Linked DNA regions of Mus musculus: all the other regions are linked to region 4. A link is a loop called in an ENCODE intact Hi-C map of the cell type or tissue named here. Cell type or tissue: left cerebral cortex. All regions are shown on one strand. Region 1 has its middle 11 kb from the start of Gm39398. Region 2 overlaps Gm30905 (a long non-coding RNA gene). Region 3 overlaps Tbc1d2b (TBC1 domain family, member 2B). Region 4 holds the start of Gm30849 (a long non-coding RNA gene).

The links. Peaks named below come from ENCODE experiments on the same cell type or tissue, not always from the same donor. Only the 100,000 strongest peaks of a DNase experiment are listed, where the experiment ranks them.
Region 1: it touches region 4 in a loop (3-fold over the local background); 5 of 42 quality-filtered maps call a loop at or near these places.
Region 2: it touches region 4 in a loop (3-fold over the local background); 2 of 42 quality-filtered maps call a loop at or near these places.
Region 3: it touches region 4 in a loop (6-fold over the local background); 8 of 42 quality-filtered maps call a loop at or near these places.

What each region holds. Positions count from the first base shown.
Region 1 is chr9:90,443,870-90,451,869 of GRCm38, reverse strand. No RefSeq gene overlaps it. Among named protein-coding and RNA genes, the nearest start is that of Gm39398, 11 kb to the left of the region's middle. In left cerebral cortex, a CTCF peak has its summit at 4,686 (motif pointing right); a DNase peak (open chromatin) is centred at 4,739.
Region 2 is chr9:90,695,642-90,703,641 of GRCm38, reverse strand. The region is part of intron 1 of Gm30905 (a long non-coding RNA gene); the gene reads left to right. Among named protein-coding and RNA genes, the nearest start is that of Gm30905, 5.3 kb to the left of the region's middle. In left cerebral cortex, CTCF peaks have their summits at 3,285 and 4,419 (motif pointing left); DNase peaks (open chromatin) are centred at 3,292 and 4,375.
Region 3 is chr9:90,201,770-90,209,769 of GRCm38, reverse strand. Tbc1d2b (TBC1 domain family, member 2B) reads left to right here. Exons shown (of 13, transcript NM_194334.2): 11 at 1-102; 12 at 1,876-1,997; 13 at 4,548-7,723. The coding sequence ends at 4,743. Among named protein-coding and RNA genes, the nearest start is that of Adamts7, 43 kb to the right of the region's middle. In left cerebral cortex, CTCF peaks have their summits at 3,089 (motif pointing left) and 5,227 (motif pointing left); DNase peaks (open chromatin) are centred at 5,224, 6,994, 7,379, 7,962 and 2 more places.
Region 4 is chr9:90,312,884-90,320,883 of GRCm38, reverse strand. Gm30849 (a long non-coding RNA gene) reads right to left here and starts at 5,436. Exons shown (of 2, transcript XR_379695.1): 1 at 5,149-5,436; 2 at 3,245-3,555. It also overlaps the pseudogene Gm22717. In left cerebral cortex, CTCF peaks have their summits at 2,261, 4,359 (motif pointing left) and 6,048; a DNase peak (open chromatin) is centred at 4,366.

The sequences.
Region 1 (8,000 bases), 130 kb before region 4:
CAAATATTAATAGCAGTAACAGAAACAAAAGATCAGAATTGTTAGAAATCAGAACTTAATGATCCTTGTAGACATAACCAAATCTTACTTCTTATTTTAATGCTTAGAAATGTAAATAGAATTAATCACTGTAGTATTGTCCATTTAAGTTTTATTAGTAAAATACATATATTGCTTAATTATTTTTTGAAACTTTCATTAATTATACTATAGGATACCTTAGATGTTCATTTTATCTAGAAACATCAGAAATGTAGTATGATGTTTCATGAATGTTGTTATTCGAGATGATTCATCTCTTTTGTACAATTAGGATAAGAAGTAATTTGAGTTTCAGATGGAATTAAAGTTACCTTTTTAAGCATATGAACATGTTTTAGAGCCTTTTACAGTGTTTAATTTATTGTATTAAACATTGTTAATTTAGTGTATTAAATATCATTACTATTTTAATATTAACAGAAACAAAGTAACCTAATTGATTGGACCTAGTTAATACTTTTTTTCTTTTTATTAATTGAAAAAACTATTTCTATTTCAAAAATATAGCTATCACCAAAATGGAGGGAGGTTTTTTTGAAGATTTAAGTTTTGTCAATTTAAAAACTAAATTTCTTTTATTCATATTATACTGAGTAAGGTGAAAAAAAGTTTTTACAAAGATACTGACTCTGATTCATTTGAAAACTAGTTTGGAATAAGACAGGGGTTCTGGGTAAGAAAACAATCCTACCAACACAGTGTGTGTGTGTGTGTGTGTGTGTGTGTGTGTGTGTGTGTGTGTGTGATTAAGGACATAATATACTCATCATAACTTTATTAAAACCTAGATTACCATTACTTTATAACTTAGGTAATAGACTAAATAAAATGCTAAATATCATACATAACTATACTGGCTCATTTTTTGTGTCCACTTGACACAAGTTAGAATCAGCAGAGAAGAAGGAGCCTCAATTACAGAAATGTCCTCCTGAGATCCATCTGTAAAGCATCTTCTTAATTAGTGGTCAGTGCTGGAGGGCCCTGCCCACTGTGGGTTGTTCCCTCTTAACTAGTGGTCAGTGCTGGAGGGCCCCGCCCACTGTGGGTTGTTCCCTCTTAACTAGTGGTCAGTGCTAGAGGCCCCACCCACTGTGGGTTGTTCCCTCTTAACTAGTGGTCAGTGCTGGAGGGCCCCGCCCACTGTGGGTTGTTCCATCTCTGGGCTGGTAGTCCTGGGTTCTACAAGAAAGCAGTCTGGGCAAACTATGTGAAGCAAGTCAGTAAGCAGCACCCCTCCATGACCTATACATCAGTTCCTGCTTCCACGTTCCTGCCCTGATTTAGTTCCTGTCCTAACTTCCCTCGGTGATGGACAAGGATATGAAAGTGTAAGCTAAATAAATACTTTTCTCCCCAACTTGCTTTGTGGGCATGGTGTTTTGTTGCAGCAATAGAAACTGTGACTAAGGCAATAACCAGTTTTAAAGCCATCTAATTATAAAAGACTTAAGAAGCATAAATTAGGAGAATATTTTACTAACTTGGAATGTTTGATTATCAGTGTTTTTGAAGATGAATATTTTCCAATATCAATTTTCAATTGAAGGTGGCAGGTCTGAGGTGAGAAATGTGAATTTAAAAGTTCACTTCCTTGGGTTTAGGTGCACAAGTGAGTAAGAAAGAGTAAGTAAGAATATACAGAGAGAATCTTTTTTTCCTCCAGATTCTGAGGCAATGCCTTTTTCTTTCAATTGATGAAACCATCTGGTTTTCTTTGTCCTTTATTTAGAAAATATTTTTAAGTAATTTCGAATTTTTAGTTATGACAGTTAAAATAGATTTTAAAATCCTTTATAATAGTGTTTTTCTTTAAAATGTGATTTTTAATTTTTTTTACTTCTATTTTCATACAATCTAGTCATTGCCCCTCTCCTGGTCTGCCCTCCCATAGTTCCTCATCCCATTCCTCCTTCTCCCTGTCTCCAAGAGGATGCCCTCCCTCCCACTACCTCCAGGTCTCCCACTCCCTGGGGCCTCAAGTCTCTTAAAGGTTAGGTGGATCTTCTTCCACTGATCCCAGGCCTGGCAGTCCTCTGCTGTATAGGTCAGGGGCCTCAGACCAGCTCCTGTATGCTGCCTGGTTGCTGGCTCAGTGTCTGAGAGATCTCAGGGGTCCCAGTTCGTCGAGACTGCTGGTCTTCCTGTGGGGTTGCCATTCTTCTCAGCTTCTTCTAGCCTTTCCCTAATTCAACCATAGGGGACCCTGACTCCAGTCCAATGGCTGGGTGTAAGTATCTGCTACTGTCTCAGTCAGCTTCTTGTTGGGCCTCTTGAAGGGCAGCCATGCTAGGCTCCTGTCTATAAGCACATCATAACGTCAGTGATAGTGTCAGGCCTTGGAGCCTCCCCTTGAGACGGATCCCAAGTTGGGCAGGTCACTGGATCATCTTTCCATTAATCTCTTCTCTATTATTATCTCTGCAGTTCTTTTAGACAGGAACAATTCTGAGTTGTTTTTTAAAGAGATTATGAATGTTTACCAAAAAGGGTAAATCTTAGGAAGAAGCTAGAGCTTTAGTTAATTTTGACATTTTATAGGTATTATTTGCTTAATAGGCTAAAGTTTATAAACAGATTAAATATTTGTGCACTAAAGCAAGTTCCATGATTGTTATGTTAATGTTGTAGGAATTGTCCAAGATATTCATAAGGCAATGGCTATCTAACAAGCAGAAGCTTTGCCCAGTATAAGATATGAAAGTAAAAGTCTAATCAAATGTTTTGAATGTCTCATTTAATAAAAGAATACAACAAAGCCCTTGTTGTTCTAAGCCTGTCTTTTATATAAACATTAGATTAATTCTTAAGAAAACCTCACTGCTGCAAACACAGAATCAAACATTGATTTTATCTCATATTAAAATTTGACCTTAAAAATTAACAACCTTTGTATGATGCTCAACTTTTAAACCATATTCGCTTTGTTCAAGCTTTATTTTCACAATATTTCTACAAGATACTTTAATCTTACATTATTCTCATCCATTTTCATTTTGGAATAATCGTTATCTTGCAGTACAAAGTTCTTTCTTATCACAAAGCATTTTTTAAACTTCTATTGCCACAATTATATCTCATAACTATAACCTTTGTATCCCCTTTTTAAAAACATAATAGTTTTTATCATTATTATTGTTATTGTTTCCAAAAGATCTAGCAAACAAATTTTAACATTATAATTTTAGATGAAACTGCAGTAGGCTGTACCATGTTTTCATAGAAAACATGTGTGTGGTATTTTAAACATGTAACAATTATAATATGGGAAAATAAGTCAATTTGAATAATTATTTGTCAAAGACTTAAGTCATTACAGCAGGCACTTTAAAATACCTTTTGTTTTAAGGAGATGAACAGTATTCCAAATATATTATCATGGCATAATACATTAAGATTACCTGTAAAATTTAAGATGTTTTAAGATGTCTTCTGTATGTCTTTAAGCTTTTTTTCAAACGGCCATTTTTCAAATGTTTGAAGTTATATCTTACATTATTTCTAAGACGTACTTTGAAAACTTTTCTTGTGTTGTTGTGACAGTGGTATCAAAATATCTTTTAAAACCTTAAAATATTTTGTTTTAAAGCATTCAAACAAATATATAAAACATTTAAGTTCAGCTCTAAGTTACCATCTTGATCTTTGCAATAATGAGTTGGTCATCTTGGATGAAGGAAGTTTTCTGATAGGAAAAACGATGCCTTACATGGAAAGTGATCATCCTTCATGTATGCCCTCACGGAGCAGAGGCCGTGCTGCAGACCCAGAACTGAGACGAGGACCCAGGAGACAACATCCTGGGCTGAGCTGCAGGGTTAGATACATATATTTTCTTTTAAGAAAAAAATTTTAAATTGTTATTTAAATTTTAAAACATGTTAATTTCCCCCAAAGAAAGATCTAGGGCCACTAGCCATGTCTTTGTTTTACCAAAGTGATCACATTGGTTCAATATTCCTTTTTCATACTTTGCAAGTATTCTTCGATTGACATCCTGGACATGTGGCCAAGCTTACTTAGCCTTTCAGGGCAGTTGAAGCTGAATTTTTTTTCCCCTTAAGCTGGGCTAATTTAACTGCTCTGTTTTATATGAGAACTTACTCATGAGCCAATTTGATACCAAGTAAATGATATATGAAACATAAGCACACATAAACAGTGTATAAATACATAATCACACAAAAAGACAGCTTTGAAAGACCAAGCAAACATATACATCACATATTTTACATATAGCCTACCCATACGAGGAACTTTCATTTAAGTTTTATACTAAGAATATTTTGGAAAAGAGATTATAGGATTTTATGGTTCCTATTACTATTATATAAATGAAATAAAAGTTTTATTAATACATATTTATTTAGAATATATTTTGGAAGGAAATCTTATTAAATCTAAGTATTTAACATTAAATTTTATAGTGTAATGTATCTCTTATCATGACTCTACTGCTCTAATGATATTGTCTTATATAAACAAATCGCATTTTAAGATTAACAAATAAATTGCAGTTTTGTCAGTTGGTTCTTGGCCTCACGAATAAAAGAGTTAGGAAATAGATCCACAAGAAAGCTGAAGAACAACTCTTAAAGTTTGGGAGACAAATACTGGGCAGGAAGATTGTAACTCTCTGCAGCTACCACAAGGTGGAGTAGAAGAGAGAGGTTGTGCCCGATTTGAGTTGGGCCAAGAAACCAGGCAGGCTCATCAATGGAGATAATCAAGCAAACACACTGTGGCACTAAGAGATGGGTTTCAGGGAAAGAATTGGGGAAGCTCAAAGTGTCAGCGTCAGCATACTTAGGTTTTTGCCTAGTATCTGAAAGAATAAATGATTTCTGAAAAGAATGAGAAATGCAAAAGGTCGGGTTCCTTCGAGTAACTCAGAACAGGCAGTCTCCAGAGTACCACTTGATAGAGACTCTTAAACCATCTGTGGGGGAAGGAGCTTTTCTGAAAGGATAAGTCTTCTTAGAGGGCTAATTAATCCTCTCATCTCACTAGCATGGCTTCAAGTGAACCATCTTTCCTGAAGGATGGTATTCTCTCAAAGTGACTGACAATCTGGGCCGTCCATTCTTTTTTGTTTTGTTTTGTTTTTTATTGGATATTTTATGTATTTACATTTCAAATGTTATCCCCTTTCCCGGATTCCCCTCCAGAACCCCCCATCATACCTTCCCTCCCACCCACTCCCACCACACCACCCTGGCACTCCCCTACACTGGGGAATCAAGCCTTCACAGGACCAAGGGCCCCTCCTCCTATTGATGCCTGCTGCATATGCAGCTGGAGCCATGGGTCCTTCCATGTGTACCTTTGGTTGGTGGTTTAGTCCCTGGGACCTCTGGGGAGGTCTGATTGGTTAATATTGTTGTTCTTCCCATGGGGTTGCAAACCTCTTCAACTCCTTCAGTCCTTTCTCTCACTCCTCCATTGGGGTCCTCGTGCTCAGTACAACAGTTGACTATGAGCATCTGCCTCTGTATTTGTCAGGCTCTGGCTGTCCATTTTTAAAAGGAGTGAACCATAGCATGTCACATTTTGGGTAGTTTAAAATGTCATATCTATCTCTACACAGAGTCGGTGGTAAAACCTAGATCCCAGTCTTTGGACATACATGTTGTAACTTTATCTTAATGGGCTTCAACATAGCACAGACACCTCTACCTTTTCATATAGCAATGTGAACCCTAAGGCATGACAAAGCTGGTGTTTACCTTCCTAGACTTACCACAGGAATGGGAAGTGCGGTTGAAAGTTGACAATGGGGTGGAGTAATTCATCCTGAATAGCCTCCAAGATGGCTAATCCCTGTATCAGTTGTATAGCAACACAACAGAATCTCAGAATAAATGGTGGTTTTAAACTGAAGGTATTTGAGAACTTCAACGGATTAAAAAAAAAAAAGAGGAGTCCCATTTTCTTATGTTTCTTAATATATTTTAATTAAAATATTACATCACTTCCCCCCCCCCTTTACTTTCCTGCTTCTGACGATTCCTGTGTCCTCTCCCCCAGTCCCCCTCATGCCCCTCTGGCTCCTTCTCAAGTTGATGACCTCTTTTCTCTTTTTACATATTTATGTGTATATGTGCACAAATCTATAAAAAACCATCTCCTGAGGGCGTTCCTATTGTGTATGTGCATGGAATTCCAGGGCTGACCACTTTGTATTAAATAAGCAGTCAGGGGTCTCTTCCTTGGGAGAGCCGCCTTCTGCTGCTTTAACTCCCTCCCAGTGTTTCCTGGCTGGAAGTCCTACTCCTGTGATACACGTATTATTAATATATATTTTTAAAGGCATTACTTTTACAAAATGTCCAAATATAATTGATTACATTCGGCTTGTTGCAATGGATTCTTTCAGAGGGACAAGGAAATTGACTGTTACTCCTCTGAAGTCCAGAGCTGCCTGTAGTTCTTTGTCTAGGGGTTGGCACCCATTGAGATTTCCAGACCCTGCATCAGCATTTCTATTGACACGTTGGGTTTAGGCTGCCCTGTCTGATTCTACCCCTTGTTCCCTGGCGATCCCTGCGCCTTAGATGTGAGAGTTTTGTAGAAGATGTCTCTTAGGGCTGAGCTCCCCCAAATCCATTGATCTCTGCATTGTGTACAGCTGTGGTTTTCTTTCCAATTGGGGGCACTTTTAATAATTTAGAAGTATTGGTTGTAGACTTTCTTTGAAAGTCTGGTAGAATTCTGCTGTGAATCCATCTGGCCTGGGCTTTTTAAATAGGAAGATTTATTATTATTATTATTATTATTATTATTATTATTATTATTATTATTATTATTACTAAATCAGTGTCCTCCTTTATTATGAATTTCTTTGACATATTTTTCTCTTCTTGGTTGGTTGTTTGGGTGAATTAAAAACGCATCCATGTCTTTAAGAATTTCCAATTTAAAGAAGTATGGGTTTTTAAATTATTCTCTTATTCTGATTTTTTCTAGGGGGTGAGGGTGTCTACTGTAATGTTTCCTGTTCCTTCCTGATTCTGTTCATTTGGGCCATGTCATTCTTTGTTTTGGTTGGTTAGGCAAGGGTCTGCCAACCTTTTTATATTCTCAAAAAAAAAAAAAACATCAGTTTTAGACTCTTTGATCCATTATGTTGAATTTTTGTTTGTTTCTGTTTCACTGATTTCTGCTGTTTCATGCTGTCTATTGGACTTGAATTTGGTTTTTTTCTTGTTTTCCCACATTCTTGACTTACACTATTAGGTCATTTATGCTCTTCCTGATCTTTTACCTCAGCCACTTGGAGAAACAAAGTCCCCTCTCTACAACCACCTTTATCACGTTCCAGAAGTTTTGCTCCGTTGTGTTTTCATTTTCATTTAGTTGAAGAAAGTTATTTTACTTTCTTCCCAACTTCTTCTTTGACCCATTCAGCATTTAGTAATGAGTTCTTTAATCCCCATCAAGTGTATGTGCTTGCTGTAGATTTGTTTACAGTTGGTTTTAAACTCTACTTCATATGATTTAATAGAACACATAGAATCACTTCCGTTTTTATGAATTTGTTAAGGTTCATTTTGTGTCCCAATACGTGGTCTATTTTAGAGAAATTTCCATGGTGAACAGACTGGATATTCTTTGCTGCTTCGGGGAAACAGTCTGTAGTTATCTGTTATGTCCATTCAATATAAGATGTCATTTAGTTCTGAGGTTTTTCTGTTCATTCTGCCTACTGGATGAAGCAGTATGTTTAAAGCACCTCTTATTGGTTTGAGTTAATCTTTATCTTTAATTCCAGCTGTACTATTTTATGAAGTTGGATGCACCAGAGTTTGGTGCACCCAATTGCCATTAGGATGAAAAATACAATGGAAACAGGCAACCTCGGGAGATAGGAGGTTGCAGGTGTCAGGGGGGTGGGGAACCTCCAGAATGCACCAGAGACCTGGGAGGGGAGAGACTCTCAGGACTCAAAGGGAGGGACC
Region 2 (8,000 bases), 380 kb before region 4:
CATTCATCCTAAAAAGAGCAAGTTTGATGGATATTTGGAAATGCATTTTATTTCAACTGGTTCTTTTTCTCTTTTACACTGTATCTTTTAAATGTTGTCAATTCTGTTCGGATATATTTTTTTTCAAGGCAGTGGATATTTTAAAATTAAAACCTTACTATGAATTTGCCAGCTGCACTTTAGATTGCATGGGGCCTCAATGACCCAAGTCCAGAAAAATGAAATCACTATCTGAACTGCAAAACTGTTCTGAGACATTGTGACGACTCTTATCTCAGGAGAAACACAGTAAAAGGAATAAATCCTGAGTTTCCATTTCCTTCTGCTTTTCTCATTAGAAACACCCTGACTCTGAGGCTAGAAAAAATCTAGCATAACAAGATATCCTTTGAAAGGAAAGTACTCTCCACCTAGGAAATTCCACGTGTGTCCATGTCCACACTTTGTGTGTCACTTTCAGTATACTAACTGATCTATTTTGAGACTTCATTTACAGCTACAATCATGAATGACAGTGTTACTTTTCAAAAGTTAATGTACTTTTGTTAGAAATTTGCATCTTAGCCCTTCCATGTACCTCCTTATCTGGAAAACTACAATAAATATGTTTAAAACTAAGAGGAAAACATGTATCTCTCATGCTTGAGAGCAGTACTGCAAACCTCTTCTTCAGCTGTTGTCAAGACTGTGTTTTGAAAAGAAAATATTATCTCGGAACAATGTGATAAAACTTCATCGTATATTGCAATTCCCCTGTGTTAACCATAGCTGATGCCAACACATGTTCTGCATAAGTAGGGAAACACAAATTGAACTCAAAATGCCCCAAGAGTATTGTCCTCCGTAACACCCTGGTGTCCTGTGTGTGGCTGAATGAATAACAATTGAGTGAGCTATTAAGATGCTAAACAAAAGTCATCTAGGCCCATAATATGACTGTAACCGTATCTCAATACTGTATTTGTTTTTATTAGTTTGTGCAGAATAAGTCTTTTAATTTAAAAGGAATCGCACTGGGTTCAAGATAATTTGCTCCAGGAGTCTTTCTGAAAAGGAATCCAGCTGTAGTTCTTCCTAGTTCTTACATGTTTGGTATCACAGGCATCCATAGCCGTGGGTAGGATAACTTGCAGAATTTTTGCTTTACAAGCTCCAGATGTAGATGTTAGTCTTTAACTTTTAGTTTAGTTACCTAATAAAATGATATATATAGTGAGAGTTGCTAGAATTGACTGTTGTATAATGAGAAATTTTTCATGATAATTTATACGATATTTTCAAATAATACTTGGAAAGAATGAATTAAGGGCACTCAAGTATATACATATATACACATATACACACTTGCACATACACAAATAAACAAACATTGCCTTTCTTAAATATATTTTTAATGTATACTCTGTCCTTAAACTGGACTGCTGTATTTCCACATAAGTCTATCTCTATTTCTACCTCTCTGTCTATTACTCTTTCTCCATAGAACCGTAGTCATCAGGGAGTTTATCATTATCTTTCCAAATGTGGACTGTGGTCCATGTGATGTATTTGAGTACATAGTATGTGTAGTATGTGGGGTTGGGTTCAGAGAGAAGCGGGAGAAAAGCACAACCTGGTATTCTGCTTCTGTTCATATTTAATAAATAGTATTATGAACAGGACGAGATACCTTATAAACATTTACATTTCACCTAAGTTTTAGGATAGTTATCTTCCCTGGCATAAATATTTCCTATAAAATGTGTTGGGGATGTGCTGATGTAAGAAGACTCTAAAAACCCCAAGGGAGCTGCATCAATTTACATAGTGCAGGCAGATGTGATGTGAGCCTTCCATTATATTCTTGTCATTTTATATACTTGCCCATCTCTCTGAATGTTAGAAGAATTTTCTTAGTTCTAATATTAATCAGTTATTACTTAGGCCTCAGGTTCACGTTTTTTTTGAAGACATTTTAAGAAGGGAAAAATATTTTTCTCTCAGATTAGCACACATTGAATAGAAAGACTGAGATCTATAAGGCCATGGGCTGCGTTTTGCAGGGATAGGTTCTGGTTGAATGAGATCTGGGATGTGTGCCAAATTAATAGAAAAAATCCTGTTCTTCCTCTCCAATAGCCACAGTGTTCATTATTAAGAAAAGCATATGAACCACAGGATTTGATTTTAATAATACCAATGTCTTCATTAATCTGTATGTTCCATTTAGCCTCATTACTGAGCAGATGCTGAATTACTGAATGCACATTATTGTTGGACTGTACTTGCAAATCCTCTCTCTCCACTCTTTTATCATTCATTCAGGGCCATCATGCGTACGTCATGCTTTAAGACAGGTCTGTGGTCCTCACTGCTTTCTTTCCCCTTCTCTGGGGTGGGGGAGGAGGGAGACTTGTGGTTGGGCCTCTGGAACAGAGTATTGGAATTACTGATTTTCATTCAAAATGGTAATCTATGTTTGTGTGGTTGTTGTTCTTGCATTGTGATGCTATCAAGTCAAAAGGGTCTCCCTGTCACCTGGAACAGAGATGATATTTCCTCGATAGTCTCTGGGCCGCCTTCTAAATCAAGAGTGGTGATAGCCAACACTGCTTTGTATCCATGGAACAAATAGTGGCCTTTGTCCCACACAAGTCCCTAAACAAACTTAATCTCTCTAACACTGTGACAGATGACATTTAGATGTCCTTGTTACCCTTAAAATGAGTTTTATTGACAATCAGAGAACAAAAAGAAGCCCCAGATAAAGCCCAATGTTTTATAGGCTTGCTAACAACATCTCAGTGGCGAGGGTGAGGAGAAAGCCTGAAGTTGCCCCCATTTTCCCCTGCTTTGCCATATCACCATGACAACAGATATAGAAATCACTTAGTGACTCCTAGAAAGAAAACACAGTGACACAGTACCCCTTGTATGGCGAATCAAACTAAAGCCTTCATTCAAATGGCTATTCAGCTTGGGCATTCATGTAGAGGATAGGGTGGGTTTTACACAGGTAACTACAAGAGAAAGGCCAGCAAGCCCTCCAGCCATAGCATATGGCAAACTCTCTGTCTAATTAATGCATCCTCAATAGAATTTATCCATTTTAAATTTGTTTTCTTTTCCTTGAAACATCATTAATGTAAAGGGCAACATTAATCAACATCATGGAACTTAAAAGGGCATTAAAGAGTGATCTTTTTTCCTATGCAACAAGAGCCTTTTCAAGTAGTTGTGTTAACGACAGTGAATTGAAGGAACAATCTGAGTTCTCAATTGGAAGTTAAATCTAGAGAGGCCTCTACTGGTGAGTTCCTCTCTGTGCAGCTGATCTAGTGGAGCTTCCCCGGGTAAAAGCAAGAGGAGTGTGACTTTCCGCTTCTATTGGGAAGTTTCACATAAGCTGGATCATCATTAAACACAGTGTACAACATAGCAAATGATAGCATTCTCATGTTTGCAGTGTCTGAATGCTTTCTCTCATGTAATAAAAACTCTAGAAAGCTCTGGTTGGACAGATGAGCTGCTTGGATAGCTTGAGATATCACGAATCAACAATGAGATAACAGGTTATTGTAGTTACGGTTCCTTAGGTAAGTCTCCCACACAAATGTCGATTTTAAAACAATTTTAATAGGAAACATTTTTTCTTATATTTAAGTGTGGAAAAATATACTTTTTTTCACAACTACCTACATATTCTTTACATTAACAAAGGGACTGAAAAGTCTTCAGATGAAGTAAACATATTTGAAATTATTTCTGGAAAAACTTAAAAGTTTATAGCCATTCTATAATAATATGTAATAACTGTGATTTAACATTCACATATCACTGAAGCACATTAAGTTAAAATTGGCTTCGCAAATTTTAAAGTAACCCTTGGAGGCAAAAAGTCAGACTTTTAAACCAGACTTTTTAAATTATTCAGCATTTCCTAGAATAAGAATATTTATTCTGTTTCTACATGGGAAATATGCTAGCTTTTTCAGGTTTATTTTAAAAATATGACCTGGCTTTCCAAGTGTTATTGAAATGTCGACTGTGGGGTAAAGGCTAGTGCTTACCCTTGAGGTTTTTTTTTTTTTTTTTTTTCAAAATTCAAAGCTGCAGCTCTCCTCTTGATTTTTGATATTTACATTTCATCTTAAATATTATTTAAAATCTGATCATACCAGGACACTACTTATTTACTTCTACAATGTCCTTCAAGACTTCCGAGAATTAGTTTTGTTGCCCTCGTTGAATTGACCAACATGTTTTTGGAAGAGTTTTTACATTTCAAATGGCTTCACATTTATTTGGGTATATTCACGGACTGTTTGGAAGAGCCTTCTTAGTAAACTACCTTCTGCATTACAAAGGCAAGGCATGATCTTTGCCGTGAATTCTGTACTGAGCTCACCACCTTCTAGTCCCAATTGTGACACCTACTGGTAGAAGGAGGAATCAAAAATAGTTTTTGTTTGCATTTTGCTTTATTATTTTGGAGAGTGTTACTTGCAATTCTGCTGATGTAAATAAAATTTCTGTATAGTTATTTCTTAAGCTCAGTTTTGGGGTAATAGTGTAACTATTTAATTCAGAGAAGGAAAAGAAACCCATATGAAGTATGTTCTAAATTCATACCGACATATATACTTAAAGTCTTTGGAGCTCTTACACAGTACAGAAAATGAGAAGCAAGTTAGAACAAGGTGAGGAGTCAAAATATTTCATTAAATATTTAACATTTTTTATTTCTATAAGTGTTTGTGAAGGGTTATATGTTGAAGAAATAGCAAGATTGATAGAGAAACAAAAATAAGTTTATATATTTATTTTTGTAGCAGCCTAAGAGTCAACAGTCTTTGAAATTTTAGGCTGATATAGCTAAGAATGCACTTCCTGCATGTGGATAGTTTCACAAAACAGCAAACTCGGAAGCACACTGAAATGTGGTCATTTCTACACCGAATACAGGGTTGATAGAACAGTGTACGGGATAAGGACATACTTGAAGTCACAAAGGAGTCAATATTTAAAACGTTATTGAAAGATGAATATAGCTAAGCAAGCACGGTAGACCTCTTACTTCTCCTTGAAGCTCGAGTGAAGTTACTTCCGATATTTGTTTTAAATGTATAAGATTGCTGTATATATCAGACAACTCTGGATTTCTCATGAAGCATACAAGGACTATTATAAACTTCAGATGTCTGAAATCTCACATTCAATTGGGATTTTCTTCTTTTGTCTAGCAGTTCGATTGTTAATCGAAAACATTGATAACTTGGAGACTTTAATCCCATGGGGAAAAATGAACAATAAAAAAACAATTGATTTCAATGGAGACTTCATTTATTAAGTTAGACATTTTTAGTGCAAAATAGGCCTGATATTTCTTTTAGAAAACTTAAAAATGTTTTTGTGTATAAAGAAAATACACTAAAGTACAGTGCTGTTTTGACTTGGTGGGTATGTTCAGCTATAAGTGAGCCAATGAATCACTGACTCTCTGATACACATTGATGATGGTACTTGTGAATTATTGTGAGGAAGTGTGAAAATGTCTTATAAATTATTGGGTAGGCAGTTATATTGGTGCCTTTGAAACCTGCTTTGTTTCTGCTGTGTGCTTTTGTTTGTACAATGTAGGCATATGCTCTAAAATGTCATTCAGATTACAAACATGCGGGGAGTAAGGGAGCACTTCCGCTTCCGTTTCACAACTTTTATTTCATCACATTGCTTCTCAGTCAACTATCAAAATCACAAGTTTCCTTCCTTATAGTTTTAATCAGAGAAAATTTTGTAGAAAATTGATCGTGAAAAAGAGTACAGGGAAGCAAAGAATGCTTTAAAACTCACACCGGTATACAAAATCACTTGGCCGGCATCCTAGAAACCTAGTGGATACACACTGTGTAGAGGGTAAAACAAAGAAATACGGTAGTTCTAGGGAATAGAAAAGTTTTGGTTTGGTTTGGTTTTCCTGAGAACCTGACCTGGCAATTCAACTGATCATTAAACACGACTGTAAAGAACAGCTCCATTTCGGCCCTTAGAGAGTTCATCCAGAGATTGCAGGAGGGATTTGTATAGAATAAAGCTTCACAAAACCGAAGGCTGTCAAGGGAAATAGTATCCAGGAGGACAGGGCAAGCCAACCACCCCTTCAGCAGCAAAAGCTCAGAAGACAGCCAGAGGCAGGTCTGTGGCTGCCAACACAACTGCCTACCACGTCTGCCAAGGAGCCAGAAGCTGCTTGTGGGAGAATATCCCTTACCCTTAGCATCTGGGTCCTGTGATTGTTATCCAAAGAGACAGAGTGGTAAGAGATAGTGGAATAAACAGCATCCTATTAAACACACATACACACACACACACACACACACACACACACACACACACACACACACGACGTTGTTTCTGTGTACACAGGGAAAAAAAATAAGCTATGTGTGGCCTCAAGTTAGAGAGAGTTTTTTTATATTGAAACTCTTTTAAATGAGATGTGTTCTTTGTTATGTTGTCCTACTTCATAATGAGATGAGCTTCAATAATTACAGTCACTAAAATCTTTGATTTTAAAAAATAAGCAGGATTTTAATAATATTTGTGGGTATTTGTAGATGTGCACATTCCATATGATTCTGTATTTCTTAGGAGTGTCTGCTTCTAATCCACTGACAGGATTATTTAAAACTTAAAGATTGATTATAGACAAGCAAATTGAAATGCTCTTTAATATTGAACTGGGGAGTTTTGCTATTTTATCACTGTTTACTTCTAGGAGATGAAGTGTCAAATATATATTCATAATATAATAGTTAACTCTTATTCAATATGTGCTATGGTATATACATATGTAATATATAGTTCCACATATGTAACATTGACACAGTCATATATATTACATATATTTTAAAGTTTCAAAAGTTTCTTCTAAAGTATAATTTGCACTAAGATACTAATGAGTGTTTTGGAAGTCTCCAAATATGGTACTGCGTTCATAGTCATTATTAATTGAAATATAGGGATGAAACCAGGGAAAATGTAGAGAATTAAAAGATTAGAAACACCTTGTGGTTAATGTAAAGTCCATAACACAGTCTCATATAGAGAATTTGAAGGTTCTTATTATTTTTAAAATAATCAACAGCCCCCAGTTTCTTCGTATTCCATAAAAGAAAAAGGCAATATCTTTTCTTTTAACTACTGTTCTCCTACATAGAAAAGAATGCAGTTCAATGTGTTGGTAATATGCTGTGTCAAAAGATAATTTGTCATATTAAAATTTATAGCAAATCAATTCCACTGTACATATTAGTGCAGACCTTTTAGAAAAATAATTTAATATATAAATACAAAGTGAATTTATTATTAAGACCCTTCTTATATTAAAGTAGCATTAAAATTTCAGTTACTTTGTACTAACCATAAAAATAGAAATGTCAAGACCACAAGTCCAGTTACTATCTTACTCATGCTGTGTGACATCGCACATTTGTTATTATATGATATAATATGCATGCATAAATAATATACATGCATATATAGCATGTATTTTGTGATATGTAAATATGATGTCATGCCTTTAATTGACCTTAAGCATATTTTACATGCATAGGCTGTATTTTCTTTTTATTTATGCCAAGTCCGAGATAACTTGGGAATGTACAGAAGTCTGCTGGCATGAAGGTGACGTGCAAGGGGGCGAAGTTCTTCGGAAGTGTAAAGGCACACAGCAAACAATCCACGTGTTTTGGGTTTGATGCTCACCATCACCACACTCACAGAAAGAGCCTTTGAGCGTGATGACACGTGTCCAGAACCAAGTCACTCTCAGAATCATTGAATCTGAACTCCAAATATAGCATTTTCACACAACATTGAAAGTTATTGTTTCCTATTGCATTCTGTGTAGTGGTGGAGAAGTCTGAATTGAAAATGAAGCTTGATTACAGGAATCATGAGAAGATAGGAGAGAAAATCCTAAACATTTCATTTCATTAAAGGTTTTAAATGTTCAGCTG
Region 3 (8,000 bases), 110 kb after region 4:
ACCCTCATCACCTTCAACTGGTTTCTGGTGGTATTTGTGGACAGCGTTGTCAGCGACATCCTCTTTAAAATATGGGACTCTTTCCTTTATGAGGGACCAAAGGTGAGTGGGCTCTGCAGCTATACGCACTCGTCGGACTGTGACAGGCTGTGTCAGTAGTGGCAGAATGGCTGATTCTCCTGGAGCTTGTGAGGTTACCACAGCACCAAACTTACCTCCCTGTGATGGGTTCCTGCAGGCCTTGGGAAGCAGCAGTCACATGCTCATCCGTGAAGACCCTCAGCCTGAAGCTAGGCATGGTAGCTCCCAGGGAGAGCCTGTCACAGAGTAACCTAGCATGATGCTCAGTAGCTGAGTGGGCCAGCCCTTGCTGTGCTCATACAAGGCCTCTAGGTTCAGTCCCTGCCCTCCAGCTGCCCACCCCCCCAATACTGCACTATACCATAGCACAGCACACCAAAAGTAAACAAACAAGTGGCTGGTGGAACAACGTAGCAAGCCCCTCCGACCTCTATAAACGAACAAATAGACACACTAAATAATAAATAAATAAATAAATAAATAAATAATGTTAAGTAAAAATAAAAACTAAACATAACTAAGAAAATATAGTAGGAAAACAGTCTGTCTCCTCAATTTATATGTTGTCTTTCATGTTTCTTTTTTTCTTTATTGGATACTTTATTTATTTACATTTCAAATGTTATCCCCTTCCCTGGTTTCCCGTCCAGAAACCCCCTAGCCCATCCCCCTTCCTCCTGCTTCTTTGAGGGTGTTTCCCCATCCACCCACCACTCCTGCCTCCCCGCCCTGGCATTCCCCTACACTGGGGCATCGAGCCTTCACATATTTCTTAAGCGTTGCTTTTAACTTTACTGTGTCTTGGAACTAGTTCTGTGTCAGCACATAGAGAACCTGTTTCGTAACTCACTGGAGTTTCCTCGTGCACCATAGCCCCTGATGGTGGCCACTTTGGTTGCTTCCAATCTCTTGCTGCTTCAGAAAAAGCTACACCCAGCTCTCATGGGACTTTTCATCTCTCTGCATGTGTGCAAGTGCATTATAGATTTAGCCCAGCATTGCAGGATCAAAGGTTGGTCCATGGGTAGCATTGAGGTAACAGATGACCACTCAAAAGGGCCTTTTGCAGTCACCCCATATGCAGATTCAGTGTCCAACACAAAGCATTGCCACTTTTATAGTCTAATTTGTCATTAATACAAAGAACTTTCAACTAGAATCATAAACGCTGCTCCTATTGGGCCATAGGTGAAGAGAACCATGAACAATTTAACCCTATAAATACCACTTACTAAGTATCATACAGTGTGGGCTAGAGTAGCCATTCAGGGCTCTTAGATGTGGAAATAGCAGTTTGTTCCAAAGCTGCCTGAACTTGTAAGATCACCAGGAGTTCACTACCCCCCTAGCCTTCCCCTTAGTACCCCAAAAGCAAATCAGCAAAATCCACTGTTATTTCACCATATTGAAAAGGCGGTCAGAACCAGCCGAGACTATGCCTGGCTCTGGAGTTGGCAGTTTCACATTTTCAGTCAAAAAAGCCCAGGTTTTGATCTTATGTAAAAGTGGTGTCTAGATATGTATTCTTTGTTGACTACAAAGGTTAGTTAGCCAAAAGTGAAAGGATTCCACAAGTCAGTCAGTCACCTTACCTCCTAGGAACACGGCTGCCTTGTCGGAAACCACAAGTATTTGTTTTATTGTACCTAAGGGCCTTGTCCAGTCCTGGAAGTCACCCTTCGGTTCAGGTGTCCGCCCAAGGGCAGGGCCCTCAGGATACTTCCTCTAGCCAGCCCCAGGGAGAACTTCAAAGCCCAGCCTCGTGCAATTACCGTTTCCCTGGCTTTCCTGCAGGTTATTTTCCGTTTTGCCCTGGCACTTTTTAAATATAAGGAAGAGGAGATCCTGAAATTGCAAGATTCGATGTCCATATTCAAGTATCTGCGTTACTTCACTCGGACTATCCTCGATGCCAGGTGAGTCCACAGGCTCCTCAGACTCGGGGTTGTCCAGGGTGCCGTGGTGCTCTTTCCTAGAGAAAGAAATGGGAAGGGCCATGTGTTACAGGAGTGAGATGGTAGATAAAAAGACAGCCCTGAGCGCTGAGGTTTCCAGAGGGAACATGCCTTTCCTGATCCACAAACGTAGTGTGAGGAAGCCCAAGCCGTGCCTCAGGGATGCCTTGGGGCACAGAGGTGCTCAGAGGAAACATGTTTGGGAACAACGAGAGGGGCCACCAAGTTTGTGCCCGGCTGCTGGGGCTCATGGCTACATCCTAGCCTGGCTCCTTAGGCCGTACTCAGGAATTTTAGCTTCATTCTAATCGTAACAGAATGTCACTGAAAGATAAGAGGATTGAGGCAGGACCAGCCACTGGGAGGGTAGATGGTGACTGTTGAAAGTCCCCAGGAGGAAAGGTGGTGGCCCGGAGTGGGGTGTCCTGAGAGGTGGAGAGAAGTGGGACAGATGGAAGAGATTGGGGATTTTGAAATTGAAAGAACCCTAGGTTTCCAGCTTGAAGAGGAGTCATGAATCATGTCCCCACATGTATACACACACACACCTTGGGCCACGTGGCTATTTCTTGTCTGGGCTGCCATTTTCCCTAGGCCACAATTAGTGGCTGCTCTGGTTCCAGCAGCTGGGGTAGACCTTGGCAACGAAAGTAGTTGGCAGAAGCTATACCAGGTCTCTGGGAGGTCGTCGCTGTTTTTAGGATCTTTCTCGTAGGGAGTACATTTTCAAGATGGCTTTAGGCTTAGTGCCTAACTAAGACTAACTGGATTTGTGCCCAGTGAGAAAGGGCATCTGAAAGTGTTTGCTGTGCAAGACTGGTGAAAGGTTCAGGGTGAGGATTGTGTTCATGTCGCATTGGTTAAGATTATTAAGAGTAACTGAATGAATTCCCACATGACAGTGGAGAGCATTTTGGTTCCAGAGATGGATTTGCCTCACCATGACACTCTTAAGGGGGATGTCAGGGCTGCCTGGAGATAAATCTTCCTCCTCTACTTCCTGTCACCATTGGACAGAACAAGGCAGCTCCCATCTTGCCTGATCCTACAGCGCCCCCTGGTGAATGGCTCATGATGCAGTTTCCCCTTTGCTTTAGAAAGTCAAGGCCACAGACCAAGAGCTCCCAATATGTACATGAGGTCCTGGTCCTATTCCCCCTGTCCTGCAACCTCCCACCTCCTGGGAGGTTGCTGAGGTTGCTGGTGCCTTTGTTCCACCTCCACACTAGAGTTTCAGTATTTTAAGGAGCTGCCCATACTAGCTGTCTGAGGTGAGGCAGTTCCGCAGACTAGACAGGTCTTACAAAGTGGTCAGGCGTTTCCATAGCCAGGTGCATTCAGGAGACACCGGACGATGCAAGATTGAACTGGTTGGTGGCTGCAGGGTCCATGAGAGGCTGGGCATTCAAGGGCAGTGTCTGGGTTCCCCTATTTTGCAGCCCGGGCCATGTTGCTGTTGGCTCTTTCCAACTAGAGGAGTAAAGGAATAATGCCATACCCCCTTTTTCACTTTGGAGCAAGGCCTGAGGTTTCTGGCTTACAGAGCCTGTGGCTCATGTAAGAGAAAGGACAGTGGTAAACTCCTGGATCCCAGTCTCAGTGGCATACCCCAGCTAGCTCACAAGGCTGGGCCTGAGACACAGCTGGGCCTCGTCGGGCCTCTCATAACCTCCAGTACTTGCCTGTCCTAGAACAAACGCATGGAGAACTTGGCCTTTAAAGAAGGCAGGCCAGTCTCACCTTTTCACTTCCTTACAAGAGAAGCTGTTGGAATATAAAGATGAGAAAGGTGCATATCCTTTATACACCCATGCTAAATGGAGCTCAGGCCTTGGAGCAGCAGGTGGCTAACAAGGGAATGAGCCCCTGCTATCAGGGAGCAAGACCATAGGCCTGGAAGAATCAGTTGGGAAGTGACCTATCCCTTGGCATAAGAGAAGCTCTGTCTTTCTGTGATACCAAGGAACCAGTACAACTGACCCGTGAGTGCTGGAAAGCAAAGCCAGGCGTGCCGACTGTCCCTAGCTCTATTTTTATTACAGACTGTCCAGTAGCTGAAGTATTACAAACCTAAGACATTGTTGTCAGTTGGTGCATTGAATGCTGCGTGTACCTCTGTAGAGTGCATCTTGGCCCAGGTCACACTGCAGATAGGATCTGACGCCATCACCATGCCTAGTCCGTTGGTATCAGGACAGTTTTCCAGAGAATCATACTCACTGACCCCTGCTATCTCTGAGTGAACACCAGGCTATTAGTGCCTACTACATGTAGAAACCATATAGAGTACACCTCCCATCGCTTCCAGGGTGCAGATGGAGAATCAGGTCAAAATGGAGTCTGAGCTCACTGTGCCTTCCGCCTCTCTGCATAAGCTGGGCCTGGGTTCCCAGGGTGATATTCCCCCATCCCATGGTACATGTGCCTTACTCCCTTCTCTGGTCTCTAGGCAGTGCTCTGGGCACTCACCTGAGCTCTGCTGATGCTCATCTCTGCCCTTTGTCCCACCAGGAAGCTGATCAGCATCTCCTTTGGGGATCTGAACCCCTTCCCCCTGCGCCAGATCCGGAACCGGAGAGCCTACCACCTGGAGAAGGTCCGGCTGGAGCTGACAGAGCTGGAGGCCATTCGAGAGGACTTCCTGCGTGAGCGGGACACTAGCCCTGACAAAGGCGAGCTAGTTAGCGATGAGGAGGAAGACACTTGAATGGATCCCCACCCTAGGATGCTGCTCTTCTTGCCTTCCTTCATAACCAAAAGTAGCAAAGGCACATCACTGCACATCAGCTGTCAGATTGTAACATCTACAGCCTCTGGCTTCTGCTGGGCAGATGTCCAGAGCTAAGCTGCACTTTCTCATCTCCCATTTCGGGGCAGGGGGCAGGTGGCTTTACAGCCATTTCCGTGTCACATGCATCATATGCTTGCTGCCTGATTGGTGACTCACCGGGTGACTGTTTCCAAGGGCCTGTTTACAGCATCTGCCAGTTGTGTGCGTGTTTCGCCCCACAAAAACTATGTTCCACATCTCCCTATGCTCTTTCTTTTACCCAAGGGCAGCACTGTGGAGGAATGTGCAGGGCGCCACAGTGTGGCTGCTTCCAGGGTCACAAGGTCACCATAAGAAGAGGGACCTCTTTAAAAAGCAAGCACACAACTGGCCTCCCAGGCTGGCGTGGGAGCCCTCTGCTGGTGGCTTGGCACTGCCAGCCGCAGTCCCTTCTGGACTAGCCTTTGCTCTCCTATGTAGCCTTTCAGACTGCAGCACTCCCCCTGATCTGCAGCAGTGCCCACACTTCTCACTGCCAGCTGCTTTGCCAGCTGTCTGTCCCAGATTGCAGTGGGGCTAAACACATCTCCAGGAGCTGCTGTAGGAAGCTCTTCTAGCTGGGAGCTGACTTGTAGACACCATTCTCCAACTCTGGCTGGCTTGGGGTTCCAAAGGGACCTTGCAGTAGACCCAGCCCTGCATAAGGGAACATAGGAAACTCTCAGATCTGTGGCTTGTGGGCTCCTGGATTCAGGGCTCTAGAATCTCTCCTGCCTGACAGCTGGAGTGGGGCTGACTGCCAGCTTCCTGCATCTGGAAGCACCTGGAGTGGTGAGTTCTAGTCTCTGTGTTGCCTGGATTATCCTTGTCTTCAACAGGGATCTGGGGCCACTATGGCCTCTGGAATAGCAGACTCTGGGGACTTGGAACACTTCTTTCTTGAAGCCCAGAGAGGGTTTGAACAAGAAAGGTTATTTTTGCTCAGTCCCAGCGCATCGCTGATGGGTGACTGTCATGAGAAAGCATGTTACACAGTATTATGGGAGCACAAGGGAAACAGCCTTGGACTACTTTACACTACCTGGGGGAAAATTGGAAACAATCCTTAGTGTAAACACACTCAGACTCAGGAGCGGAGCAAGACAGTTTCGAGAAGCGCTTTTTCCATGACCCATTTTCCTGTTTTTGCTGTCTGCTTTCTAGCACTTGAGTGGCTGAGTCCATTTTTCAGTATCTAGACTATGCTTAACTTCTCCAAAAGTTGCTTCATTTATTACCATGTAAAAGGAGCTGGTCTCTCTATTTAGCCAATGGCCTTTGCCTATCTTCAGGTATCAAAAATGTCATCCTTGTGTCTTTAGGATGGTGGTTTGAGGCCTGGTTTCTTCAGGAAGCTTGTCTGGAGCTGGACAGTGGTCTTACTGCTATTCCAGAGCCTCCCTGAGACCAAATGCAGGGAGATGCCCCACCCCCTTGGAAGTGCCGGCTCTCAGCCTTGGGGACAGCTGTTAGGAAGTGCCGCAGGGTAGGGTTGCCCCAGGGCTCAGTTGCCATGTCAGTTTCGTACCAGAAGATGCCAGTCCAGATGTGCATTTGGTGTAAATTTACTGGCGGGTTGCTTTTGTCCTGTATGCTGGTGGAGGAGTCTTTAAAGCACCTGGTGATGCCGGGGACATGGCTTAGAACATGTGCCTGGTGTGTGGGACTCTGGGTTCCAGCCCAGTGATTGGAAACGAAAATCTCCAATATGCATGGGGTCCTGTTCTGCCATTCCCTGAGAGACGGCATTAGTTTCTCAAGCAGTTAGCATCAGTGCTCAGGTAAAAGTCTCAAGAGGCCCCAAGGGGAATGCACAAATGCACACTTAGAGGCTCTCATCCCTGGATAAATGACTCAGTGGCTTCAGAGCTGAGAAGGAGGGCTTGCCCTCTTTCCAGTTTGGGGACAAAATGGCAGATGCTTGTCCCAGAGGCAAGGCTCCGGTGACTGAGCCATCTTCTCCCATTCCCTCATCACGGAGACTGTCTTTACCCTCCTCTAGTGTTCCTGAGGTTCCAGACTTCTCCCAGCCACCGTGGCAGGTACCCCTCATGTCAGGGACTGCCTCGTGCTGCTTTTCATCTGAACCTTTACCCAGCATGCAACGCATGGCTCCTGCCTGGTGAGCCTCGTGGGCTGAGAAAGCCAAAGCACAGCCTCCAGCGTGTGGGTCCAAATGCACGTGCCACAGTAGAGGAGCACCCTGCGCTTGGCGCCCCGTCTGGTGGGACCTACCGATATTCCAACCGTTGACACTTTTATATTTTCACTACATTTTATATTTTTATAGACTATTTTATATTAAGGTTTTTCTAGATCCTGTACAACTTTTATATAACAAGTTCTATTTTGTGTGCACGACTCCCCTGTATGTATTTATATCAACCCGAGCCTCCCAGATTGCAGGTCCCTCTTGTGCCACCTTTTCCTCTTAGCCTTGACTGTCCCTCTCCTCTGCTCACCCAGGTAGCCTCAGGGGCTACTTCTAGCCGTGATAACACCCGAACAGCAGTCACTGGTCAGCATGTACTTCTCTGGTGTTTGTTAGCTGTGGTCTGTTGATACAGGAAGTACTCTGGGCAGTACCCAGTCAGGTTACCACACTATGTTACCGCACAAACCCCTCTCCCTCAGTACAGTGGGTGTCCTGATGCAGCGACCTCTGGGTGGGTGGCTGGTCAGGAAAGTCCTCGAAGACAGAGGCTAGATGCAAGCCCGATGTATGAGGCTCTGCTCCTGTGGGCAACTAGGGGACTTGAGGGCACACTGCCAAATGACTGTCCTTTCATATCACAGCAGCTTCCCTGCTCATCCTTGAGTTAAATGTAGACTTGTAAAGGAAGAAATAAACTAATTTTTATTACATTCTGCCTCAAAAGGTAGGTGTAGTCATTTGTGACAGAAGCCTCTACGTGGTCTTGTGGTATGGGGTGTACATGAGGGCCTTCTCCAGTTTGCCAGCCTCATGATTCTTATGTGTCTTCTCTTGGTTCCACTGGAATGGGAGACAGGGTGCCCTTCTTGACACTGGTAGGCCTCAGTTGCCCTGAGTACCATGGGTGAACTATGGGCAGAGGCTGAAGTCATAAGTGAAATGCTGCCTGTTTCCAGACAGTTTACCCACCCCACACCTCCCCCCTTGGGAGATAGGCACC
Region 4 (8,000 bases):
TAGTCACAAATAATATAAAATACCTTGGCATGACTCTAACTAAGGAAGTGAAAGATCTGTAGGATAAAAACTTCAAATCTCTGAAGAAAGAAATTAAAGAAGATCTCAGAAGATGGAAAGATCTCCCATGCTCATGGATTGGCAGGATCAACATTGTAAAAATGGCTATCTTGCCAAAAGCAATCTACAGATTGAATGCAATCCCCACCAAAATTCCAACTCAATTCTTCAATGAATTAGAAAGAGCAATCTGCAAATTCAACTGGAATAACAAAAAACTCTTCTCAAGGATAAAAGAACCTCTGGTGGAATCACCATGTTTGACCTAAAGCTTTACTACAGAGCAATTGTGATAAAAACTGCATAGTACTTGTATACTGACAGACAAGTAGACCAATGGAATAGAATTGAAGACCCAGAAATGAACCAACACACCTATGGTCACTTGATCTTCGACAAAGGAGCTAAAACCATCCAGTGGAAAAAAGACAGCATTTTCAACAAATGGTGCTGGCACAACTGCTTGTTATCATGTAGAAGAATGTGAATCGATCCATACCTATCTCCTTGTACTAAGGTCAAATCTAAGTGGATTAAGGAACTTCACATAAAACCAGAGACACTGAAACTTATAGAGGAGAAAGTGGGGAAAAGCCTTGAAGATATGGGCACAGGGGGGAAATTCCTGAATAGAACAGCAATGGCTTGTGCTGTAAGATCGAGAATTGACAAATGGGACCTCATGAAACTCCAAAGCTTCTCCAAGGCAAAAGACACCGTCAATAAGACAAAAAGACCACCAACAGATTGGGAAAGGATCTTTACCTATCCTAAATTAGATAGGGGACTAATATCCAACATATATAAAGAACTCAAGAAAGTTGACCTCAAAAAATCAAACAACCACATTAAAAAATGGGGCTCAAAACTGAACAAAGAATTCTCACCTGAGGAATACCAAATGGCAGAGAAGCACCTGAAAAAATGTTCAACATCCTTAATCATCAGGGAAATGCAAATCAAAACAACCCTGAGATTCCACCTCACACCAGTCAGAGTAGCTAAGATCAAAAGTTCAGGTGACAGCAGATGCTGGTGAGGATGTGGAGAAAGAGGAACACTCCTCCATTGTTGGTGGGATTGCAGGCTTGTACAACCACTCTGGAAATCAGACTGGCGGTTCCTCAGAAAATTGGACATAGTACTACCGGGGGATCCAGCAATACCTCTCCTGGGCATATATCCAGAAGATATCCCAACCAGTAAGAAGGACACATACTCCACTATGTTCATAGCAGCCTTATTTATAATAGCCAGAAGCTGGAAAGAACCCAGATGCCCCTCAACAGAGGAATGGATACAGAAAATGTGGTACATGTACACAATGGAGTACTACTCAGCTATTAAAAAGAATGAATTTATAAAATTCCTAGGCAAATGGATGGACCTGGAAGGCATCATCCTGAGTGAGGTAACACATTCACAAAGTAACTCACACTATATGTACTCACTGATAAGTGGATCTTAGCCCAAAACCTAGGATACCCAAGATATAAGATACAATTTGCTAGACACATGAAACTCAAGAAGAATGAAGACTGAAGTGTGGACACTATGCCCCTCCTTAGAATTGGGAACAAAACACCCATGGAAGGAGTTACAGAGACAAAGTTTGGAGCTGAGACAAAAGGATGGACCATCTAGAGACTGCCATTTCCAGGGATCCACCCCAGAATCAGCTTCCAAACGCTGACACCATTGTATACACTAGCAAGGTTTTTGGCAAGGCCTTGTTCAATACCCCCCAGTATCAAACCCCTTTTCTGGCTAGCTGTGTGATAACACAGGGATGGAGCACCTGTGTTACCAACTGGCAACACTTTCCTTGATTTACAAGAGAAAAGGAACCAAGACAGAAGAAAATGTGAATTTTCACTTCCCCTATTGTAGGTATTAAACGTATTTTGCATTAATAACTTTGTGAATCAAGTGTATCTTGCCACAGAGATGGTTATAGTCCCCTTAGTTATTTGAAAATATAAAATGAAATCTGAGGCACTATCATAATTTAAAAAGTATGGTCAACTTTCCCATAGCTCAAGGGAAAGATTATTAGGTCCCCCAAAGATGTGCAACCATCTCTAAGCAGGAACTTAAGGTTTGGGGGGATGTTTATACCTGGATTTGAGAATCCTTAATCAAAATATTTCTCTCTGGTGGCAGATACATTATTGCATTTATTGGCTGTAAGCTGAGCCGATGAGTGGAACCTGATCATCCCTAAGGATTTTTAAGCAGGTGGCCTTCTCATAGTAACTGACAGGAGGCGTTCAGGAATTGCTAGCATATAAGCTTGTTTCATCTACTTGTGTTCTGTGTGTTTCACGAGAACATAGTATAATCAAAATAATTGCTTCATAATGGAATGGCATTTCTTTACATAGCTTTATAGAGAGCTGGGATTGGAAATGGTTGTTGTTGCAACACTATGATATATCCCTAACTAAACTCTGACACTTTAAATGGAAAGTGTACTTTTTATTTAAAAAAAAAATTGTTGTTCCCCCAACTGTGTGCCTGTTCTGACATTTGAAGTATACTTCCAAAGGTATCAAATCTTCACACATTGAAAATTTCTCAGAATAGAATACAAGTGTCAATCCAAAGAGAAGGAAAAACAATCACGCACACACACACACACACACACACACACACACACACACACACAATTATTTGCTTAACCTTTTTCATTGAGGTTAGCTTTTGTTACTGAAAAATACATTGTATACTACATCTAAGTTAAATACTGTATATATGGTACACACCAATTTGCCATTGTAAAGTTGAATATATAGATCCAGTTGAATACTATAGATCCAGCCAGTGTAGCAAACTCTATTTCACTGCTATAAACTTTAATCTGATGTGTTTTGATACAGGAGATGAGTATCTGAGATTGGTCCCTGATGTCAGTATCCTAGGATGCAAGCCTGGCTCCTTAATTACTATCTATATGACTTTATCCTCTACTCTTTACCTCACTGTACCTACATCTTCTCATTTGCAGAATTGAAAGCTACCTACTTAACAGGTTATTCTGGGGAGTAAATTAAATAAGAATGTGGAAAGCTTTGCCATTTTAATTAAAACGAAACAAAGCCCTGTTTAACCTACCAAGAGACTACAGATTATTTTAAGTAGAAACACTTTGCGTTTGCTTAAAATAAATTAAAGAGCAGAATACTTTGGTTCTTATGCATTCATTGAGGCAGTTCCTCTCACCTGAGAGGAACAGTACTAAACAGTTCTTTGATGAGGAATAATACAATCTTTATTTTCAAAGTTGGACTGTTTAGCATAAACCATCTGTGATTACAATACTGGTTTCTTGCTACAAAAGCCAGAAGCTCAGAACAGGCTGGAGCCTCACTCTTCAGGAATCTTTACATCTTCTCCTGTATCCCTTCCAGAGATGTAGAAGGAGGGAAGCAAGGAAGGACTAAAAGAACATGTCAGAGCAGCATACCAGAAGTAAATGTGGGGTATCAGGAGTGCCTGTGAGCCAAGTGAAAAAGTGAAATTAATTAATTTCATTATGAATTCATAGTGATGTATGCACAAGAACTGTGCAGGCTTAGTCCAGCCCTAACTCCAACATGGAGAGGGGAAGGGCACAAAATCCCACCTCTATCTAAGTGGCTACTAGATGTTGATAACTTCTGGAAGAAAGAAAGAACTTTTTCTTTAAAGAGGCAACTCCTAAGTGGGACTCCAGTAAGGACCACACATCCAAGAATTTATGAACAGCACAAACTGTACTTCATGAATTTTTAAGGGTGGGGTGCAGGTAGGATTTGGCTCAGTGGTAGAGAACTTACTTAAAGCATAAAAAGGGCCCTTAAGTTTAATTCCTAATACTGTAAAAGATGGATAAATAAAAAAGAAAATGGGATAAAAAGAGGACACAAAGTTGGACGTATAGACAAATGGGGTTGGATCTGGCAGGAGCTGGGGGAGGGAGCTATTATGATCGAAATGTATTTTGTGAAATTCTTAAGAAACTAAAAAAATTTTAGAAAAAAAAACTGATAATGCACACCCACATGAGAATTTTATTTTAGAGGGCTATTGCTGATGAATGTAGAAAAGTTAAATTGAAAAAGAATGTTGTTCTATTTTGTTTTCAGAAGTAAACAAAATACACTCTTCTAGTACACTGCATGTTATCAACCTCAGGAACCATTTTCAAGTGCACGGTGAATTTAACCCCATTAATGTTTGGAAATAGGATGAGTGGTTCAGATTCTGATTTTCATACTCAGCAAGCCTAACTGTAAGATACTCTTGCCTTATAGGGACATCTGCTGGCAGGTAACTAAAAGGTCTGCGAGAACAGGATACAGGCCTCGAAGCCAAGGCAGAACTCTGCAGCCTCACATGTATCTGCCTCTGTACACTGTTCATGGCTGCCAACATTCTAAATAGTATATCATTTTATGGCCCAGTGTTTCTCGGATCAATGATAATTAGTTGTGGTTAATTATTACCACCCACTTTTAAAAAAAAAAATACTGAAACCGTTGACACTTTTTCTGCTAATGTTAGCCATCAAAAATAATGGATAAAATAATTGATTCTTTCTGCTTGTTTGGTTAAACAAGAGTCACCTTCATATTCTGGTTTTGGTTTTGATTTTGGTTTTTGAGAAATAGTGCTGGATTAAGTCAGATATTAACGTCTTATAATTAAACTGCCCATCAAAGCAAATCTTACCCACAATGCAACAAACACCTTGCCCACGCCACTTCTTTAAGCATACCATACATTAGTAGGTTAATAGTATCAAAAATATTCACCACGTGCTTTTGGCTCCTATTATTTATACATGTAACTTTTGGGGAAAGTTTTCAATTATCAATAAAATCGCGCCTCAAATAAACCTCATTGGCTACGATACTACCACTGCTTCTACGTGGAACTTTTAAAGATAACGGAAGACTCTAATCAGCTAAGGCATCACCTGCCCATAGACATGATGTAATCATTAACTAATCAGAAGTAAATATTAGCAGGGCACATTTTCACAGGTTAACGTGCATCTTGTTAAGAATTGAAAGCTCAAGGAAGAGTGGGAAAGCTGGTACTCACAAAATCCGCACGCCAATGGGGAAAATACACACAGTCGGGATTGTTAGCATGTCGTCCTTCTTCTCTTTAACTGCTGCACCACATACGAGAGCCGTGAGATGTACACTGATGTTCTAATCGAGTTCAACTCATTTTCCTGAATTTGCCAAATCGTTAAGTCATAAAATACATTGACTTTCCAACATGATAAAATCGCCAGTCTTATAGCTTCCTTAAAAATAATGGAGAAAAACACATATGGTGCCCATCAGGTGTGAAAAGAATAAGTAAACCCAAGTCAAGAGGGAAAAATTAGTGTTTTTCAAATGTAATCTAGTTCACTAAAAACTCAGAAGCAAACCTAAATACATGCCTGAAGTGCCACTGTTTCAGTTTCGTCCCTGAAGAGCTTCACAACTAAATAAAAACTACTAGGGAGGTGGATATAGTATTAAATTTATTTTGTGATTTCTTATATAACAAACTCAAAATTTATATATTGTCTTATTGTTCCTAATTTACTTAACGTGTACTTCACCAAAGAAAGAAAATTTCAGCAAGTTACAATTTTTTTAATTTTTAATATTTTTTATTACGTATTTTCCTCAATTACATTTCCAATGCTCCCAAAAGTCCCCCATACCCCCCCCCACTTCCCTACCCACCCATTCCCATTTTTTTTGGCCCTGGCATTCTCCTGTACTGGGACATATAAAGTTTGTGTGTCCAATGGGCCTCTCTTTCCAGTGATGGCCGACTAGGCCATCTTTTGATACATATGCAGCTAGAGTCAAGCTACCCAGATATAGCTCTCTCTTGTGAGACTATGCTGGGACCTAGCAAACACAGAAGTGGATGCTCACAGTCAGCTATTGGATGGAGCACAGCGCCCCCAATGGAGGAGCTAGAGAAAGTACCCAAGGAGCTAAAGGGATCTGCAATCCTATAGGTGAACAACATTATGAACTAACCAGTACCCCGGAGCAAGTTACAATTTAAAGCCTGCCCTTTAGTAGATCCATGAGACAATAAAACCGTCCTTCCATGTTTTTCTATAGACTGTTAGCAGTCATATAATGCACCTGCAAAAGCAATTAGCTCATCAAACATGAATATAATATACAGAGTGCCCACATTATTACAGTTTGAGAACATTTATCCTTAATTTCTTATTATAATACTTTATTCAAACAGATTTTTTAACTAGCCAAATTGTTGCAAATAAATTTAAAATGGCAGTAGTCTTCTAAAAGATGCTCAAGAGGTTGCTTATAAAACATCAAGAACCAATTACAGTATAATAAAAGCAATACAGAAGATCAGATATTTTCTTTCAGAAATTTGGAAATAGAATGATAAAATTTATTTTAAAGTGACTGCATTTTTCCTGAAAGATAAATGAACCATTATTTACCATACAGTCTTATGAGATGTAAAAGAAAAAAATGTTAATCTCAGATGATATAACATAATCCATACATTAAAGAATGTTGTTATAAATCATACATACACACACAGGAAAACTGTAGGAAAAGTTTAAACTGTTTACTTTTCTAGTTCAACACAAATTCTTTTAGCTAATTATCATGAGATATTGCCTAGAAATTAACCAGTCATGTTGTGTTTCTATCTCCAGACTTACAATTAGTAACGCTATTAATGTGGTTCCTGTACTTTGCATTACTAATTATACTGCTATGAACTAATGGTGATAAAAATAGCAATACCCATCAACTACCAATTAATGCTTAATGAGAGCATATAAACCTTGGCATTGTAATGCATTTCAAAATTGTTGTTGCTCATGTTCCTTTGTAATTGTGCAAAAATGGGTAAAACCAGTAGCCACTATGATTGAAAACATAGACAACATAGTGATCACAGCATTGAAAAAAAATCGGAAAAATAAAGGAGATATATATATGTATATACATATACATATAAATAGATATATATATATAGAGAGAGAGAGGTGACATAGGTATGTGATTGTGTCAAGTCACTACAAAATCTAAAGATACATGCTAGAAAACCAACTCAATTGTCATAAACTCTTTCTGAAGGAATTTCTTCAATAGGGAAGACAGATTCTAATCAAGAGCAGACAGTGTAAGTGGACAAGACTGTGACAAACTAGTATATCTAGTCTCTTCTATGGGCCCATATAACTTCCATTAAAATTATTTACAGTCTTATCAGGGTTCTCCAATTAAGTATACATTCTCAACTGTCACGACTTTTGGAAGCACTAACTTTTTTCTCTCATCTTTGTATGCAAGTTAAAAATAAATATAGTGGTACGCCTTTCCTTCCTGTCAATTTATTGTTCTATAGATCAAACTGCTAAGCCTAGAGAAGACTAAAAAGACAGGAAGAAGACACATTGGGTTTCATCACAGTATTTTAAAATATACCGTTTATCTAAGGGTAGAAAAGATAAACTATAGCATCTTTCTAAATTAAGGATATACATTATAGCTCATAAAATAAGGATATGCATTATAGCCCAAAGTTGTTCTCAGCAAAGGGTCAAAGTGGTCCGGTATGGATTCCAAACACCTTCCCTCTCTTAGGCTCTCCTGAATCACATGTAGGTCTGGATCTTCCTACATGTTGGACCAATTCATTACATTTGTGGAGTTAAGTTTCGGCAGGAGCAGATCATAGTGGAGCAAATTTTCTCCTGAACCCAGGTCATCAGTTGGAAGGATAGGAGGGTGGGAGGGTGGCCTCAGCTCAAAGGTTTCCTCGTTCACACATAAGTACACTAGGTTCCCCAATGCTGTATGGAACACCAGCCTTCATGGTTACCTCTTCACAGAAGGCAGGTGTAGATTCCTTATATTGTACCTCAAAGCTACAAAGGTGAATGT